2 separate regions of the Homo sapiens genome follow, and region 1 is linked to region 2. A link is a loop called in an ENCODE intact Hi-C map of the cell type or tissue named here. Cell type or tissue: transverse colon. All regions are shown on one strand. Each heading gives the region's core, and the rest is flanking DNA. Links, peaks and the distances in the headings are about the cores only. Region 1 holds the start of LOC105377141 (a long non-coding RNA gene). Region 2 has its middle 140 kb from the start of LRIG1.

The links. Hi-C counts contacts between places; a loop is a spot of excess contacts. Peaks named below come from ENCODE experiments on the same cell type or tissue, not always from the same donor. Only the 100,000 strongest peaks of a DNase experiment are listed, where the experiment ranks them.
Region 1: it touches region 2 in a loop (17-fold over the local background); 1 of 110 quality-filtered maps calls a loop at or near these places.

Annotation. Positions count from the first base shown.
Region 1 is chr3:66,566,405-66,576,451 of GRCh38, forward strand. It overlaps LOC105377141 (a long non-coding RNA gene), which reads left to right and starts at 841. Exons shown (of 3, transcript XR_940934.2): 1 at 841-916. RefSeq lists enhancers at 5,633-6,547, 6,548-7,461. In transverse colon, for the core only: no CTCF peak of the experiment used is centred there; no DNase peak of the experiment used is centred there.
Region 2 is chr3:66,637,364-66,647,410 of GRCh38, forward strand. It overlaps the pseudogene RPL21P41. Among named protein-coding and RNA genes, the nearest start is that of LRIG1, 140 kb to the left of the region's middle. In transverse colon, for the core only: no CTCF peak of the experiment used is centred there; no DNase peak of the experiment used is centred there; H3K27ac peaks cover 266 bases.

The DNA of each region.
Region 1 (10,047 bases), core at 1,703-6,702, 73 kb before region 2:
CTGAGATGGGGTCTGGCTCTGTCGCCTAGACTGGGATGCAGTAATGTGATCATAGCCCACTGCAGCCTCAAACTCCTGGGCTTAAGTGATACTCCTGCCTCAGCCTCCTGAATAGCTGGAACTATAGATGCACGCCATCATGCCTGGCTAATTTTTAAAATTTTTGGTAGAGATGGGGGTCTCACTATGTTGCCCAGGCTGGTAATGAACTCCTGACATTGAGTGAAGCTCCCATCTCAGGCTCCCAAAAGTGCTGTGATTACAGGTGTGAGACATTGCACCCAGTCAACAGTAAATTCTTTTGAAGTGGTTAGAAGTCTGCTGCCTACAGTACTTTTGGAGTTATGGAAGGGTTTAGCTCAATTCTATGTAGTTGTTATTACTTAAAGAGTGAACTTTTGGCAGGGCGCAGTGGCTCACGCCTGTAATCTCAGCACTTTGGGAGGCCGAGGCAGGCGGATCACGAGGTCAAGAGTTCGAGACCAGCCTGACCAACTTGGTGAAACCCCGTCTCTGCTAAAAATACAAAAATTAGCCGGGCGTGCTGGCGTGCGCCTGTAATCCCAGCTACTCAGGAGGCTGAGGCAGAAGAATCACTTGAACCCGGGAAGCAGAGGTTGCACCGAGCTGAGATCGCGCCTCTGCACTCCAGCCTGGGCGACAGAGTGAGACTTCATCTCAAAAAAAAAAAAAAAAAAAAAAAAAAGAGAGTGAACTTTTAGTTGCAGTGAGAGAGAAGAGAGAAACATAAGAAATGGTTGCTAAGTAATAGCTTAGTCAGCAGAGGTCTGGAATCTCTGGGGTCTCTGAGATCTTTCATGTGATTCATGAGTTCCAAAACTGTTTTTATAAGAATGCTAAGGAGCTGAAGCTGAGACCTAAAAGCTAAGCAGGAGTGCTCTGGGCAGAGGGAATGGTACGTGCAAAGGCTCTACAGAGCACTCTGCATATGGAAGTCTGACTCAAAGTGCTTCTGTGTAATTGGAATGTACAGTTCACAGCACATACATAGCTGATGGAGCGGTTTGTGGGAGGATTCCTTTGCCTTACATTTGTTCATTGGCATGGGACTGAAGCCTTGGCATTGAGTGCCACACTTCTTGCAGTGAGGTAGGAACCTGTCAAAGCTTGGAAGGCCATCTTAAAGGTATCCAATTCTGAACATTTTCTCTCTTGTTTTCTGTATACTTAAGAATACTACCTTTGGCCAGGTGCGGTGACTCACACCTGTAATCCCAGCACTTTGGGAGGCTGAGGCAGGCAGATCACGAGGTCAGGAGACCGAGGCCATCCTGACGAACACAGTGAAACCCCGTCTCTACTAAAAATACAAAAAATTAGCCAGGAGTGGTGGAGGGCGCCTGTAGTCCTAGCTACTCGGGAGGCTGAGGCAGGAGAATGGATTGAACCCGGGAAGTGGAGCTTGCAGTGAGCCGAGACTGCGCCACTGCACTCCAGCCTGGGCAACAGAGCGAGACTCCTTCTCGAAAAAAAAAAATGCTACTCTTAAAGATACCCAGGTTTGGCAAAGTAATTGTAATCACCCCAGTCCATCCTATAGGGCACTTGTGAGTTTATAAAGCTCTTCCTTATGGGCATTTCTGCATTTGGATTTTGAGCCAATAGGGTAGACACAGTGGGCATTATTATCCCCAATTTACAGAGTGGGAAAATAAGGCTCTAAAACATCAAGTTTCTTGACCTGTGTTACCCAGTTAATGAGTAGCCAAGCCAGGACTTGAAGCTTGGTCTTTAGCCACCAAATCATTAATAAACTAATCAATTCATTAAAATGCTCATTGATTCCATATGATTCCGTCATAGGTGATGGCTGAGGATGCAAGATGAATGAGACAAGTCCTTACTCTCACATACTTGTCCCCTGTGTTTCTCCACATGTCTCTCCAGTCCCCTGTGTCTCTCCAGTGTCTATTCTTCCTGATGCTCTCCCTTCCCCCAACCCCCGACAGGCCCCAGTGTGTTGCTTCCCTCCCTGTCTCCATGTGTTCTCATCATTCAGATCCCACTTACAAGTGAGAACATGTGGTGTTTGGTTTTCTGTTCCTGTGTTAGTTTGCTGAAAATAATGGCTTCCAGCTCCATCCATGTCCCTGCAAAGGACATGATCTCATTCCTTTAAATGGCTGCATAGTATTCTATGGTGTATATTTACCACATTTTCTTAGTCCATTATGTTATTGATGAACATTTGGGTTAATTTCATCTCTTTGCTATTGTGAATAGTGCTGTAACGAACATACGCATGCATGTATCTTTATATTAGAATGATACATATTCCTTTGGGTATATGCCCAATAATGGGATTGCTCGGTCACATGGTATTTCTGTCTCTTGGTATTTGAGGAATTGCCACAATGTCTTCCACATGGTTGAACTAATGTACACTTCCACCAACAGTATAAAAGCCTTCCTTTTTCTCTGCAACCTCGCCAGCATCTGTTGTTTCCTGACTTTTTAATAATTGCCATTCTGACTGTGAGATGGTATCTCATTGTGGTTTTGATTTGCATTTCTCTAATGATCAGTGATGCTCAGCTTTTTTTCATGTTTGTTGGCTGCGTGAATGCCTTCTTCTGAGCAGTGTCCATTCGTGTCCTTTGCCCACTCTTTTTTTTTCTTCTTGTAAATTTGTTTAAGTTCTTTGTAAACTCTGGATACTAGACCTTTGTCAGATGGATAGATTGCAAATATTTTCTCCCATTCTGTAGGCTGCCTATTCACTCTGATGATAGTTTCTTTTGCTGAGCAGAAGCTCTTTAGTTTAATTAGATTCCATTTATCAATATTTGCTTTTGTCGCTATTGCTTTTGGCATTTTTGTCTTGAAATCTTTGCCTGTGCCTATGTTCTGAATGTTATTGCCTAGATTTTCTTCTAGGGTTTTTATAGTTTTGACGTTTACGTTTAAGTTCTTACTTTCTAAGGCAGAAGTGGCAACATGGTAACCTATAGGCCAAATCTGGCCCTCAGGTTAAATCAGGCTCACGGACACAGTATTGGGGCCTTCCCCTTGCTGGTTATTCTCTGTGTTTTAAATTTGAATTAATCACCAATGTTTCCCTTGAGGGAGAGTTGTACATAGGGATCTGGATTCTGACCTCTCTTAAACAATGGAAAGATCTGGCAATACGAGTACTGACTCAAGTGCACTCCAGTTTGCCACAGTCCCCATGGTCTTCTCTTGTCCCTGGGATAGTGCATTAATTCACAGCATCTGCCTGGTCTGGGCCAGGCCTAAAGGATCAAAGACTGCTTCTTTAGTGCTACATCCATGGCCCTCCATGATTTGGCCTCAACTTGCCTCTTTTGCTTCATCTCCATCCCATTTGGAACTTTATGCTCTGGTAATAAGGAGATGATTGTAGTTCCCAGAATAGAGTATGTCTGTGGTTCCTTTAAATGACCTGTACCTTTTTCTCAGTTCTACTGAACCATATGTTCCTTCAAGACCCAGATTAGATATCATCTTCTCCAGGAGGCCTTCCCTGACCCTTGAGGATCTCTTTGTGTTCCCCTAGTTTCTTGTGCCCTCTCTAACTATGATACTGAAATGATCTGCTTATCCAGTAGCCCCCCCATTGGGAACTTCTCTCACCTGCCTACATTCACTTTTGTAGCCCAGCACCTAGTGCAGTGTCAGGCATACCTAGGGGCAGGTGTCATAAGAACTCAGACTCCAAATGCTTCCATTAGAGAAGGCCTGGGAATCCAGAGAGGGGAATTTTATTGGAGACCAAATCCCTTTCTGCAGCCTTTTGCCTTCTTTTCTCTATGTGTCCGTTCCAGGAGCCCCTGTGCATGAAAAAAAATTTACTAATTTGGTTTTACTGGGCACATTGGGCTTTAGATAGGAGATAGTTTAAATAATCAAGTCTTTCTGGCTTCTTGCCTTTGCACGCCTGGATGAGCCAGAAGTGAAAATGTAGGTGAGTCACTGAGTTGCCTCTCGGCCCCACTGCAGTGCAAGGCTTAGGAGACCCCTCCTCAAGAATGGTGCTCCTGGCAATTTGGGAGAGGGAACTGATTCTGAGAAGCCAGCCTAGGCTAGGATGGCTTAATCACTATAATTACTCATTGCAGCTATTAATAATCGCTAGTTATTTAGATATGAAGTAATTAATTCACCACTATTAAATAGAGGTACTTAGTGAGGAATTAAATACTTTGCCTAAAGCTATCCTTAGAAGAAAGGCAGGGAGGCCAGGTAGTATGGTGGCTTCTGCCTGTAACCTCAGCACTTTGGGAGGCCAAGGCAGGAAGATTTCTTGAGGCCAGGAGTTCAAGACCAGCCCAGGCAATATAGTGAGACACTGCCTCTACCAAATAATAATAATAATAATAATAATAATAATGGGGAACATGGTAATCTAATTTAGAGCCTGCTCTATTCCAAACCAACTCCAGGAAACTCACCTCGATGACAGGATCTGGTTGAGGATGTTATTCCTTACATTGCAGAATGTCCTCCTGCTCCTCTGTATCAGGAAAAGCCATGTTGTTCCTGGACAGTGTGAGTTAGATAGCCTGTCCTGATTCCCTTTCTGTGTTAATTGCTGGAAAGCTCAGAGTCAAATTTGTGACTTGCTTATTTAGGTTTGTATGGTGTTCACTTTTGGAATAAGCCTCATTCTTAGCTTTCTACTTGTATTTTTCTTTCTTTTGGCCTACCTACTTAAAAAAAATAAACGTCCCTACCCTGCCTTTACTAAAGAATGATACTTTGTGCAAACGAAATCTTTAAAAATGTATAGAACACAGAAAAGCAAACACAAAATGAGTAAAAATCACCTAGTCATACCCAGAGAGAACACCATTTATATTTTGGTATATTTTCTCCCTACCCCCACCTAACCCACAGTCTATACATATATTTTAGGTTGGTGCAAAGGTAATTGCGGTTATCGCCATACTTTTTTTTTTTCTTATGAGACAGAGTCTTGCTCTGTCACCCAGACTGGAGTGCACTAGTGTCATCTTGGCCCACTGAAAACTCTGCCCCCCAGATTCAAGTGATTCTCCTGCCTCAGCCTCCTAAGTAGCTGGAATTACAGTTGTGCACCACCATGCCTGGCTAATTTTTGTATTTTTAGTAGAGACGGGGTTTCACCAAGTTGGCAGGGCTGGTCTGAACCCCTGACCTCAAGTGATCCACCTGCCTCGGCCTCCCAAAATGCTGGGATTACAGGCGTGAGCCACTGTGCCTTGCCTATTATTGCCATTACTTTTAGTGGCAAAAACCACAATTACCTTTGCACCAACCTAATACAAAATGAGATTATATCATATATAGTGTTTTATAACTGTCCTTCCCTTCACCCCACTTACTACACCATGCACATCTTTCTATGTGATTAGGTGTCTTCTGTCTTGTAGATGTTCCATAATATATTCAATCAATATAAGATTGTTGAATGTTAGGCTGTTTCTAAATGTTTCCTTTTATAAAACAACCAAAAAAATGTAATAAACACTCGTATCAAAATCTTCATGCATAGATTGATCTTTTGGTGACAATTCTTAGACGTTTTCATTGCCTTTTAACTTATGTTGCTTCATTTAATGTATCCTGTCAAGCACCCTTAAATACTTTCTGGAACAAGCTGAGATAGGACTAATCTGTTGCTCAGCATCACCACCCATCAATTACCTGGGAAAAATTTTCTCGGAAGACTCAAGATACAAAGAATGATAAGAGGTGATCTCTGTGTCCTCCCGGGGTTTAAATTCGACTAGGCGAAAACAGATGACCTATAAAAATGTGCACTAAGTGACCAAATACAAGGTTAGAGAAAAGTTTATATATAAGGTGGCATCTGAAAGCTGCCAGAGGCAACAATTCATAAGGACAGGTTGGTACATTCAGCAAATATTTACCGTACCAAGTGTTTTGTGCACCCCGTGCTGAGGATACAATGGAGATTAAGACCCAGTCTTTGTCCCTAAGGAGCTCAAGGTCCATAGGGGGTGAATGAGTGAAGGGGAGGGTCTCAGAGTACTTACACAGATTATTGCAAAACAACCTGGCAAGTGTTCTTAGAGACACACAGGATTTTCTGGAAGCTTGAAGTCTGGAAGAGGGGGGCCAAAAAAGGCTTCCTGGAGTTGAGCCTAAAGGATGAAGAGAAAGCCAAACAAAAGAGCAAAAAGACCTTTTGCAGAGAGCAGTAGACAAACTTTTTGACTTTGCCCCACAGTGAGAAATTCATTTTAAATCTTGATCTAGTATAGGTACATTTTTGTACATAAGTGAAACAAAAGTTTCATGAATTGATTGTCTAATACGTGCAAAATAATTTTACTTTCTATTTTAATTCATTAAAAAATAGTATGGTCGCAATCTACTAAATTGTTTTGATGACCCATTCATGAGTACTTACGTGCTGATTGAACATTATAAGCCTAAACTGAGGATGGGTTTAGTGCTTGACAAAGCGAGAGTTAAATCCAAGTAGTGGCTAAAAGTCTCTGGAGTAGAACAGCCAGGTCAGGAAAAGGTCCTTGAAAAGCCCCTCTTACTTGCAAAATGAAGCATAAACATGCTCCAATTGTCATAATAAAAAGAATGAAGAACACCTTTTTGTTCTTTTGAGTGGTTTACCAAAAGCTCCCTCACCCTTTGTTATGTAGAGCTGGTACCTGGGGAGAGCTGGTACCTCTGTTTGTGGAAATTGCCTCAAATCTCTTTCCCCCAACATTCTGAGTCTTTCAGAATGGCGAGACAGGGTGACGAAGTACCTAAGATAAAATTACCCTGAGGACAGCCTTACTAACGATTAGGTTCAACTCAAAGGGCTGAGAATTCACAAGGGTGGGCTGGTTTGGGCGCAGTGTGCGTATGATGGTCTGAACTTCCAGGTTCAGATGTGCTTTGGTAAGAAATGGCTGAGTACGTGCTTACCAAAGCACAGTGGATGAGAAATGTGCTTACCAAAGCACAGTGGATGTGCTTTGGTAAGAAATGGCTGAGTATGAGAGTGTAAACGGGGAAAAAAAGCTGTAACGCTAAAGGCCATAATGAGACTTCAATGAGCTTCAGCTGGTGCCCGGATCAGTGAGGACAACTCAGTAACCAACGCTCCATCCACAAGCAGTGGTGCGGAGCCAGTCTTCAGCAGCGCCCCCGGTGTTAGTGGGAAGCAATAGCAGTAGTAACTGATGAGCGCAGTTTCTCTGGCCTGGGGAAGAGGTGTGGTAAAATCCTTATGGACTCAGTAAGACTCTAGGAGGGTTCTTGGTCAGTTTTGTGTGTGGGGAGAGGTCTTAAAGGAATGATACAGAACATCCTGCCATTAAAGCACAGACTAGTTTAAAACGTGTAATCAGATTTGAAGTCTGAGTTTGTAGAGCAGGTATGTATGCCAGCACCATGTGGAATTTAGCCTAGGTTCATCGAATGGAGCCCATATTCTTAAGCATGCCACCAGTGGTTTTTCAAGTGTGGTTTCCTGACCAGAAGCATCAGCATCTCCCAGGAACTTGTTAGAAACGCACATTCTCAGACTTCCTTCAAGACCTGCTGAATCAGAAACTCTGAGAGTGGGGCCCTGCAAGCTGGTTTCACAAGCCCCCCAGATGAGGAAACTGAGGCTTGGAGAAGGTCCCACAGCTAGCCAGCAATAACCTGGATTCAAATTCAGGCACCAGCTCCCAGGGCCCATGCTCTAAACCACTAGCACAGCGTTTCTCAAACTTTTTTGGACTAAGCCTCAGAGTTGGAAATGCAAATTATTCTTATTTTAATTTTAATTTTTAGTTCTGGGGTACATGTGCAGGATGTGCAGGTTTGTTACATAGGCAAACGTGTGCCATGGTGGTTTGCTGCACCAATCAACCCATCACCTGGGTATTAAGCCTGGCATGCATTAGCTGGAAATGTAAATTATCTCATGGCCCAGGACACACATATAAAAGTGTTAGGAAACAATATACATTTTTTTTCCTATTCTATTTTCTTCTATGCTCTTCTATTTCAGCTAAAAAAAGTTTTTAGCTATGGCTCACCAAATTGGTTTCACATCCCACTAATGACTGGGTTATAACCCATAGTTTGAAAACCCCTGCATGAGAACATACTATTTTACACCAAAAAAGCCAACCAGTGTGAAATAGCAAGAATGTAAGACATGGGAGATGTCATTTAAGTATGTTATTGTTAGGTACAGGTGACAAGTATTACGGTCAAACATTTGAGAGAGAGAAAAAGAGATATTGAAATAGGGGAGGTAAGAGAACTGAGGCTTCCATGGAGAGGCAGGATACAGAGTTCTAAGCCTTGAGAATGAAATAGAATTCAGAGGGAAAAAATCAGGGAAGGACACTCTAACAATCCCTAGGCCTTAAGGGATTAAAGTGGGAACTACTAAATGTCAGTATTATCATCTGTAAAATGGGGTAATAATTGTCCCTATCTAAAGGGTTTACTGTGAGGGTAGAAGAAAATAATGCATGTTGGCCGGACCCAGTGGCTCACGCCTGTAATCCCAGACTTTTGGGAGGCCAAGGCAAAAGGATCACTTGAGGCCACGAGTTTGAGATCAACCTGGCCAATATAGTGAAACCCCGTCTCTACAAAAATATAAAAATTAGCCAGGCGTGGTGGCACGTGCCTGTAATTCCAGCTACTTGGGAGGCTGAAGAAGGAAAATTGCTTGCGCCTGGGAGGCGGAGGTTGCAGTGAGCCGAGATTGCACCACTGTACTCCAGGCTAGGAGACAGAGAAAGACTCTGCTCAGGAAAAGAAAAAGAAAAAGAAAAAAGAAACCAATAATGCATGTGCCATGCTTTGCACTTAGTCACTGTTCACGGGCAAAATGATGAGAACCACATAAGTAAGCATTTCTGGTAGTCATATTAAAAAAGAAAAGAGTAAACGGATGAAATTAATTTTAATAATATAGGCCCGGTGCGGTGGCTCACGCCTGTAATCCCAGCACCTTGGGAGGCCGAGGCGGGCAGATCACAAGGTCAGGAGATTGAGACCATCCTGGCTAACACGGTGAAACCCCGTCTCTACTAAAATTACAAAAAAATTAGCCGGGCGTGGTGGCGGGCGCCTATAGTCTCAGCTACTCGGGAGGCTGAGGCAGGAGAATGGCATGAACTCGGGAGGTGGAGCTTGTAGTGAGCCAAGATTGTACCACTGCATTCCATCCTGGGCAACAGAGTGAGACTCTGTCTCAAAAAAATATAATAATAATAATATATATTACCTAACCCAACATATTCAAAATATTATTTTGACACGCAATCCATAAAAAAATTATTAAGATATTGCATGTATCTTTTTCATAGTGTATCTGTGGAATCCAGTGTATATTTTACACTTGTAACTTGTCTTGATTTTGATGATCCACATTTCAAGTGTTCACTTGCTACATGTGGCTCGTGGCTGGTGTGGTGGGCAAAGTGGGCCTAGCACAGAAGTGCTCTGTAATTATTACTGTTGTTATAATTATCATCATTGTTGTTATTCAGTGTTGAGCAATGGAGTCAAGGACTTTTTGTGGGTGTGGGGTGGTGGTTGTGTGGAGTAGAGCAGCGGAACACCCTATTTGCCTGACTTCCAGAATGCCAGCTTGCTGGGATTTCAGTGCAGCTGAGGCCTCAAGCCAGTTAAGCCTATGGGTCCCAGACTCACTGGCCAGTTGGTGCCCTTCGTGCGATCCACAGACTGTTCAAGTATCCATGTTTATCATATGGTCATGTTTATACTTTTGTTTCTGGTAGGAATTAATAATTTACTTATGATACTTAATAAAAACCAGACATCACCTCATCGGTGTTTAAACAAAAACAGTGCAATTTATCTTATTAATTCTGGTGAGGTCGTCTGTCTTCTGCTGTTGGATTTGGAGGGTGGTGTGGGCAGGCATTCTATGGGGTCTTAAGCCAAATGGTCCTTGGTCCTCAAAGTGTAAGCTTTTGGTTCATGTGGGTATGTAGTGGGTCACTGTGGGAGGTAGGATGATGGAGTGAGGCTGTGGAACCAGGACCATTGCTGGGTCGAGAGAGCTAGAATGCTCACGCA
Region 2 (10,047 bases), core at 3,365-8,364:
GGCATTGTTGTAAATAAACAAGTTAAGGGGAAGATTCTTGCCAAGAAAAAGAGAGAAGCCAAAGAGAAAGTACCTGGGTTCAACTGTGCCTGCCTGCTCCACCTAGAGAAGCATGCTTTGTAAAAACCATTGGGAAGGAGCCTGAGCTGCTGGCACCTAGTCCCTATGAATTGATGGCACGATAGGTGTTAAAATAAAAGACCTCTGGACTGTAAAAAATGTGTCTCTTTTTTTCAGTAGAGTGTGGTGTCCCGTCCCCCAAAGAAATTTTTAAAGCAAAAAAAAAAAAAAAAAAGGTATCTTTTTAAAGCAATGTTCTTCAAATGTTGTTCATTGCCCTTAAAATGTTTTTGAAAAATTATTTACTCCTTACATATTTTAAAGTTGAGAACTAAAATATTTCATCATAAGGTTAACAAGTTGTATAAAAGCTGGATAATTTCTAGCAAACTTTGATGCTGTAAAATGAAAATGGTTTGATTAACTCTTTTAGCTTCAACTAGTGGAAATTAAATATCCTAGGGATTTGATATGTCAGTCCTTTTCCTGTTTCCATTCTACTTCCTGCACAGACTTTACTATAGTATATTTTAATGCTTGAAAGGTTTCTTATTGGTCACTGTCACACTTGCCTGAATCAAGATATTATAAAGTTAATATTTAAATTTTTAATATTTTCTGTGAGTTTGCTATTCTAGATGTTAAAAATTTCTTCTCTGTTACCATTACAACTATTATTTGTACTAATTTGCTGAAAACAACAAATGTATTATTTGTAGATAATTGTGAAACTAGACTATAATAAAACTTTATTGGAAGTGCATATCTTTTTTTTTTTTTTTTAATAGGCATGGGGTCTCACTATGTTGCCCAGGCTGGTCTTGAACACCTGGGTTCAAGTGATCCTCCCCCCCTTGGCCTCCTACAGTGCTGGGATTATAGGTGTGAGCCACCAACGCCAGGCTGTAATTGCATATCTTAAATGAGATGGATGGGGCTTTTCCCTCCCTTCCCATTAACTTCTAAATATGTTTTACTTTCCAAAAGAGACAGGGTTCAGCATCAATTTTATTTCTTTTCTTTGCTTTTAATCATAGCTGTAAGGACTGAAAAATTTTGTCCACATTAGTAGATGGGAATGGAAAGAGATTTATTATAGCAACATCACTCAATTCTTTCAAATTATTTGCCAAAAATTATGTGGTGATCTATCATCAAAAATATTTTTAATGCTCTACCAGCTGACAACTCCATCAGATCCTCATTCAATTTTGTTGAAAGCAAAGAATTGAAAACCGGTTGACTTACAAAAGGATTTGTAACCCAATCATTAGAATGTTTCACTTTCTCAACACTGAAACAGCTAGATTTTGAATCACTCCTTTGTTGGGAGACCTGTTTTTTTTTTTTTTTTTCTTTTTCCTGGGGCAATACACCACAACGAGATTCAGGATGAGTTAGAGGTGGGCGTTTCTTTTGTAAAAGGGGAAAAGGTAGTTGTGAAAGGGGAAGTGGCAGAGGACCCGCTGAAGCCTACCACACAACCGAAGGATCATCATCTTTAATGTTGTGTCTCTGCATGTCCTGAAGGAGGTGCTCAGGCCCCTTGAGGCCTTGGAAGGAGAACTCGCATGTCGCAGTCATGCTCTCAGACATAGCAGTTTTAGGAGTACCTAAAGAGGAGCTGATAATCTGGAAATTATTCCTTTAAACCATTCATGCCAAAGTCACTCTTAAAAATCTTGGCAGCAACTATCAAAGAAATAACAGATTCAGGTGAGAATCATCAACAAGGGCTAGAACTCTAATGAGGAATAAGATAATTACAGAGCCTCAAATTATCTCCCCACAAAATATTAGTGAATTACCCATTAAGTACTAAGTAAAAAATACTTAGAAATAAACTTTACATTGAAGAACACACACATACATATAGAAGAAGTATATATATATATATATCAGGAAATCCCCCAATCTGAGACAGAGATAAAACAGAAACAAAAAGACAGTCCATGGTGTCTGATATCCATCTCCAGTATTTTTCATTGAGTAAAACATTGATGACTCTTGTTCAGTGTAGCCAAGGGAATAATCTCTGTCCTGGTCAGGACTGGATTCTTCTTGCATATCTTCAACCATAATATGATCTGGTTTCTCTTGTATTCTGTGATGTGCATTTCCTGATTCATGGCCTTTACTGTAAAATATTTGTCTTTATCAATTGATTTCTGCTGCAGACTTTGCTTTGCTCCCATTGACTTGGAAAATGATGGATATAGTTGTACCATGCTGTAGTTCTGTTTTCAACTAGAGTCCTCTGTTTCTGTCCAGATTCCTTACCTAAATGTTTTCCCTATGGCAATGATTTGGAATTGTTACTGTTTAAATAAAAGAAGGCAAATTGGTTTTATATCACCAACTGATCAGTAACAGACCTCTTGGGGTCCTCTGCTAGGTAAGATTTTGATGCCCTTTCTGGGCTTAATGGGAAAGAGTGCCATGATTGTTTAGTGATGTTTGCTACAGCCTCTAGAAGAAAGACAATGATACATGCTTGGTGTGTGGAGTAAGCAGCCTCTGCAATGGTTCACAGTGATCTCCTTCCTAGTATTCATCTCCATGGGGGCGGGCCATAATGACTTGCTTGGAATAAAAAAATGTGGCAAAGGTGATGGAATGTCACTTCTGTGGTTAGGTTACAAAAGATTGTGACTTCCATCTTGCTGCAGATGTTCTTTCTGCTGGCTTTGATGAAGAAAGCTGCCATGCTGAAGAGGCTCATGTAACAAGGAACTGAGAGTGGCCTCCAGGCAACAGCCAGCAAAGAACTGAAGCTCTCCACCCAACAGCCCTTGAGGAATGGTATCCTGCCTTCAGGCGAGACTCTAGCACTTCATTGCACACAGCCATGTCAGAGACCAAAGACCCTAAGGTAGAGCTTCCAACAAAGTGCGCTGGATTTCTGTGGATTCCTGATGCACAGAAACTGTGCAAAAATAATTATGCATTGTTTTAAGCTGATAAGTTTTGGAGGTAATTTGTTAATGCAGCAGTGGGTAACTAATACGTCATGTATTTACCAATTTTAGTTTAATCACTTTATGTACTTTATTGTGTAGCCGAAAAATAGTAGGAGCAGCATCATACACATAGCAAGCAGCAAGAATATAGCTGAATTTAAAAGAAATAATCCACAAATTACCAAGATCAATCACAAGGATGCAAGACACGGCAATCAGAGGTTATTTAGTGGAGAGGCAAACCGTTTTGGAGAACTCAAACAACTTTGAATTCAACTGTTTTGCCATTCAGTTCAATGTAGCTCATAATAGTCTCTACTTCTCTTATCCTAGCACTTAGTTCAGTGGGATTCCTTGTTTAATTATCTCTCTTCTTCACCAGAACACAGGTTTAATAAGGACAGGGTCTCTGTCTCTTTCAATCACCATTATAGTGCTCATACCTGGCATAGTTCTTGGCACATATTAGCCTTCCACTAAGCATTTGTTGAATGAATAGACGTTAGTGTTTCAGTGAATGTCAATAAGTCACAAAATATTGCTATACATTTTAGAAAAATAAGCACAAGAAATAGTTATAATAAATATTTTCTTAGCGCTTACAGGAAGTAAGTCTTAGTATCTGGCCAGTTCACTCATTTAGGGCATCTAATTCCCTGACAATGCCAGTTAAATGGAACATTACTGTAATAGGTACCATTAATTATTCATTGCAAACACAGTGTGCAAGGTCAAATGAAATCTGATGGAAAATCTCACCATTGTGGAAAAATCACTTGCTGATTATTATCACAACTTTTACTGCTGCAGAATAGAGCTTATCTCCTTCCAGTGTGTTCTATGGGGACCATAGCCACTAAGTTCATCTCAAGGAAAGTAAGGCAATTTTATTTTATCTGATTGCACATTTCTCTGCTGCTAGGAATTTCTTTAATCTTGTAAATTATATACATAATATATATGCTTTATAAGATTACAGAAATTTAATCTTTATGTTATATATTACATATATTTTTTACAAGATTAAGGAAATTTTATGAGTAAGGAAATCTAATATATAATTTACATATTATATATATGTTAGGATTAAAGAAATTTAATAAATTTCCTTTATATATATAATTTATAAGATTAAGGAAGTTTATAAGATTAAGGACTTATATACATATGAACTATTATAAACAGAGAGAAGGAAATAAGTTATGGTAAGACAGAAGCAGAATAAATGAAAAACAGATTATTTGTGAAAGAGAAATAGAACGCCGGTGTCACCAAATTTTAGAGGTCTACCCCTGAACTGCCTAGAGTAAGCTAACCAACATAAAACCCAGAACCTACATCAAGGGGATGAGTTTAGCATTTGTTTGATGGCAAAATGGGAAATGGTGGTGACGTCTTTATTCAGTGAGAATGAGAAACGGTATTTAGGTTTCTCTTGTTGCTCTGTGTCGAGAAGGATTCTGAGGCCCAGTGGAGGATCATTATGATTGATTAAAGATGGCACCGAGTAATGGAGCAGATGTACTAATCAGTGCATTTGTGAGTCTTAGATTTCTCTGATATAATACAATTAGTTTCAGGGTAAATTGCGACTCAGTGAAATCCAATTACGATTTATTTTCCTTATTGCAATAATATGAACAGACCTGTTTCTAGATTCAAGGATTTTATTTTTTTAAACCTCTGCACTTCTAGCCTAGGCTTGGCTTATATTTACTTTCAACAGGTTATTTCAGCTTAGGGAAGGATTTCAGGCTCTGAAATGTTATCAAGTTTCCCAATAGTGAAAAACAAAGCTCATAAAAATGAATCATTTTTCAAAGGTGACAGAAACCACTGATGCCTCTGGCTTATGTGTTTGCATTTCACCATAAAGCAATAACTATATGTCCACTGGTGATTTGCTTTAATCTTAAGATAAATAAAACCTGTTGGAGCGGAAACTGAGAATAGGGTGGTCAAAGGGTAAACGGTATCGCTAGTACTTTGTTCTGACATTGCTCATGATTTCTTGGGGCGTTTAGCCATTCACTAACCTAAACTAGTGCACTAAGCCTTTTAAAAAATAAAAATGTATATTAAGAGACACAACTGATCTGGAAACACTTTACAAAATGAATATTAAACTTGTAACATGCAGATGACATTGCATAGAGATGGTGAGTATTTTTAGATATCCTCAGCCTTTTCAGGCTTTTTCAATCCATTTTCCTCACTCCTTTGTGAAACTTGAGCTGGCCTGACACCCTGAGAGTGCGGACCATAGGTTCCTTCCATTTGGCAACTCCACGGATGGCTTGGACTTCAGTTTCCTCCACAGTTCACACTAATTACACTGACTGGGCAGAGCCCCTGCTCCTTCCTTTCGAATGTAAGATGTGTAATAAATACCTTCTCCAAGGACCTGCCTTCTCTTTATCACTATGTACCAAGTCCTTCCACTCCTTCAACTGTCATTCCATAATTTACATCTTAATTTAATAAAAATGTATTGAGTGGCTGGTAACGCTAGGTAGGTGCTAAAGATAACAGTGGTAAAGATTGTAGATGAAGGAGGTAAAAATATAGAACATTTAAACAACATGATTAGCAAGAATAATCTAGTGGACATGTATATAACACTATTACTAATAACTGAAATAAACTTTTTTGTGCATACACACAATGTGCATAAAATTTGAACACATACTGGAGTATAAAGCAAGCGTCAAACAAATTTTAAGCATTTGGTACCACGCTGGCAAATGGTATGCTAGTAAACTACCTCTGTGGGAAAGAGAAATAAAAAAGCCTTGATTTGCAGCGATTCCCTATTCATGGTATTAATGGTATTACCATTAATGTAATACTTAATTACCATTAAGTATTCATGGTATTAATACTTCCACCACAGCTGATTTCAAGCTACCAATGGCTTAACGATGGGTTTGCAAAATTCCTGAATCTTTAACAATCATATATTGTGAGTCAACATGAATTGGTTGTAGTACTTTCTGACTATAAAAATAAGGCTAGCCATGAATTTAAAAAGTTTAACTGGCCCTCCCCCTCATTTGTTTGGATATTAAAAGCATACTTCTCTAGCTCATATGTCAAATAAACTATAATGGGTTTTCAAACTGAATGATAGTGAACACACTGTATAGGAAAACTCATGGGATGCAACAAAAATATTCTTCAAGGAAATTTTTTTTTTTTTTTAAGGCAGAATTTCACTCTTTGTCACCCAGGCTGGAGTACAATAGTGTAATCTCGGCTCACTGCAACCTCCACTTCCCGGGTTCAGGCGATTCTCCTGCCTCAGCCTCCTCAGTAGCTGGGATTACAGGTGTGCACCACCACGCCCAGCTAATTTTTGTATTTTTAGTAGAGATGGGGTTTCACTATGTTGGACAAGCTGGTCTCGAACTCCCGACCTCAGGTGATCCACCTGCCTTGGCCTCCTAAAGTGTTAGGATTACAGGTGTTAGCCACTGCGCCTGGCCTACTTCAAGGGAAATTTGCATCCTTAAATGATTACATTTAAAAATAGAAAAAGTAGAAAACAAATTAACTAAGATTCAACTGAAATAAAATAACACAAATAAATAATAGGCTAAAAAAGCTGAAGAAAATAAAACGAGGGACATAATAATGGAAAGGGCAGACTTCAACGAAAGATAACACAATGCATAATAGAGACCCTCCCCATCAACAGATAGTAGTTGGTTTACTAAAGTGATATAATTAAACTTCCTATAAGGTCGATCAAGTAAAAAGAAAACCCAAGCAAAATAATTAGAAAGGGGCATTATAGATGCATCAGAAATTAAAAAATACAAGATAAGATTAGTATGAATGATTTTATGCCAATAACTTTAAATAATTCAGATGAAATAGATACATTTTTGGACAAGTACAAGTTACCCAAAGTGATTCAAGAATCAGAAAATATAGATGGTCCTATGCGTTAGCTATCTATTGCCGTTTAACTACCAACCTGCCAGTCGATGACTTAAAATGACAAATATTTATTATTGCTCAGAAATCCACAGGTCAGTTGGATTGTTTCTCTGTCTCAGTGAGGCTGACTAGCAGACTGCAGATTAGGTAGGTGGCTCTGCGGATCGAAGTTGGGCTCACTCTCAAATATGCTTCAAGGAAAGTTGGCTATAGGACAGCAGTAAAGTGTGGCCTCAGTTGAGACAAACTGCTTGACCACTAGATGGTCTTTCATCCTCCAACAGGCTAGGTAGGGCTTGTTCTTGCTGGTGGCAGGGTTCTAACATAATGAGCAGAAGCACAAAAGGCCTCTTGTGAAACAGGGACAGTGGAAGAACTGCATTCTATTGGCTAAGAAATTCACAAGGCTAGTCCAGATTCAAAAAAATGAGGAAATAGATACTTTCTCTTTAGTGAGAGGGCATGGATATAGAGAAGAATGGAGAACTGCAACCATTCTTGTAATCTACCACATCCTAAAATAATCAAAGATGTTGATTCAGCAGTTAGAAAGTCTTCTCACCAAGAAAACACCAGGCCAGATGCTTCTTACTGGCAAGTTCTACCAAATGTTCAAGGAACAGACAAATCCAATCATATGAAATATCTTCAAAAATAGAAAAAGGACCATGTCATAATTCATTTTTATGAGGCTATTAAAGCCCAGACACCAAAACTAGACAAGAACAGTGTAAAAGAAGAAAATAATGGCCCAAATGTATTAAAGATAATAAACACAGAATTCAAAGCACAAATTAAAGAAACTAAATCTGTCAAAGTATAAAGAAAGAGGATGCACAATAGCCAAGAGTTTATTTTAGGAAAGCAAGGTTGGTTCAACCTTGGACAAATCTATTAATTGGCTATATTAATAAAATATAGGAAATAAACTCCACTAGATTAAAAAAAGGACTAAATAAAATTCAGCAAACATTTATGATTAAAAAATATGGTAAATATTAAGAATAGGCTTGAGGCTAGTCGTCTGAGACCAGCCTGAGCAACACTGAGACTCTGCCTCTAAAAAAAATATAAACATTTATTTTAAATTAGGAAAAAAAGAACAGAAAGGAAACTTCTTAATACAAACCAAAACAGTATCTACCAAAACCTATAACCAAACATCAGTCTTCATGTTGAAATGTTAAAAGCATTTATTTTAAAACCAGAATAAAAAACTGACAGTTATTTTATTAAACATTGTTTTGGAGGTCCTAGCTTATGCAATAAAATAAGAAAAGTAAATAAACATATAAATATTAGAAAGGAAGAAACCAAACTCTCATTATCTACAGATGATATTATATGTCTATGCAGAAAGCAAACTTACAAAAAACCCATAATTAGATATAAGAATTTAGCAAGTTTGTGGAATATTATATCTATATACAGTTAATTTACATTTCTCTACAATAGCAATAAACAAAAAATGTAAGCAAAGTCCTGATTATCATAGCAAGGTATCTTCTAACTATCTACATATTTTAGCAACAAACATAATTAAATATATATAAGATCTGATGGAGAAAATTATAAATTGAAAGCATTAAAAGCATTGAATGAGGTGGTGGTGGTGGGGAGTTAAGAAATGTTGATCTAAGGGTGCAAACTTTCAGTCTTAAGATGAATGAATTCTGTGATCTAATGTCCAGCAGGATGACTATAGTTAATAATACTGTATTGCTTACTTGAAATTTGCTAAGAGTAGATCTTAAGTGTCTACACACACACACACACACGATAACTAAGTGTGATGATGGATATGTTAATTAATTTGATCATCATTCCACAATGTATACATATATCAAATCATCACATTGTATATACACCTTGCACGTACAATTCTTATTTGTCAATAAAGCTGTCGGGAAAATGCATGAGACAACCTAAATAAATACAGAGTTAGTTCCTATTTATGCATACACTCAATATTTTAAAGATGGTAATTCTTCCTAAATTAATATGTAGATACAAAGTAATTCCAATGAAAATGTCCAAGCAGGTTTATTTTTATGTTTTATTTATTTTTAGTGGAATTTGACAGGCTGTTTCAGAAACTTACCTAGAATAGCAAAGGCCAAGAATTAGCAAGACATTACTTAAGAAACAAATTAGTGAAGGGGACTTGCCACAACACATATCAAGACTATATGAAATAAGGCCAGGCACGGTGGCTCACATCTGTAATCCCAGCATTTTGGGAGGCCAAGGCGTTTGAGGCCAGGAGTTTGAGACCAGCCTGGCCACCATGGCAAAGCCCTGTCTCTACTAAAAATACAAAAATTAGCTGGGAATGGTGGCACACACCTGTAATCCCAGCTACTTGGGAGGCTGAGGCACGAGAATCACTTGAACCTGGGAGGCAGAGGTTGCAGTGAGCTGAGACTGTGCCACTGCACTCCAGCCTGGGCAACAGACTAAGAATCTGTTTCAAAAAAACAAAACAAACAAACACTATGAAATAAGACAGTGTATTATTGAACCAGGGATTGGCCAGCAGACCACAGAAATGTACCAGACAGCATCCATGTGGGGCCAATGGCAGAGAAATGGGCTATTTAGTAATTGATGTTAGGACATTTATTCATATGGAAAGAGAAAGAAATTGCATGCCTACCTCACAACTTGCATCAAAGTCAATTCCAGATGCACTGGGGACTTAAATGTGAAGGGCAAAACTTTAATAATTTTAGGAAGAAGTAAAAAAAGTGTATCTCCACGACCCATGGAGGTAGGGAATGATTTCTTAAGCAAGAAACAAAAAGCACAAAATATACAGAAAAAGATTGCTCAATCTGACTCATTAAAATCAGAATTGTGCTCATTTTAATGAGCAACAAGGAGGTGAAAAGCCAAGCCGAAAAGCTGGAAGAAGATATTTGCAATACCCAGAACCAAGAAGGGGTTAATATGCAAAATATAGAACGCAAACCCAGGAGAACTTATGTTGATAAGTTAATCACAGAAGCCCTCTTTGAGGAGTGACATGGAAGCAGAGATCACAAGAATGAGATGGAAAAGAAGGGAGGAAGAGCACTCCAGTTGG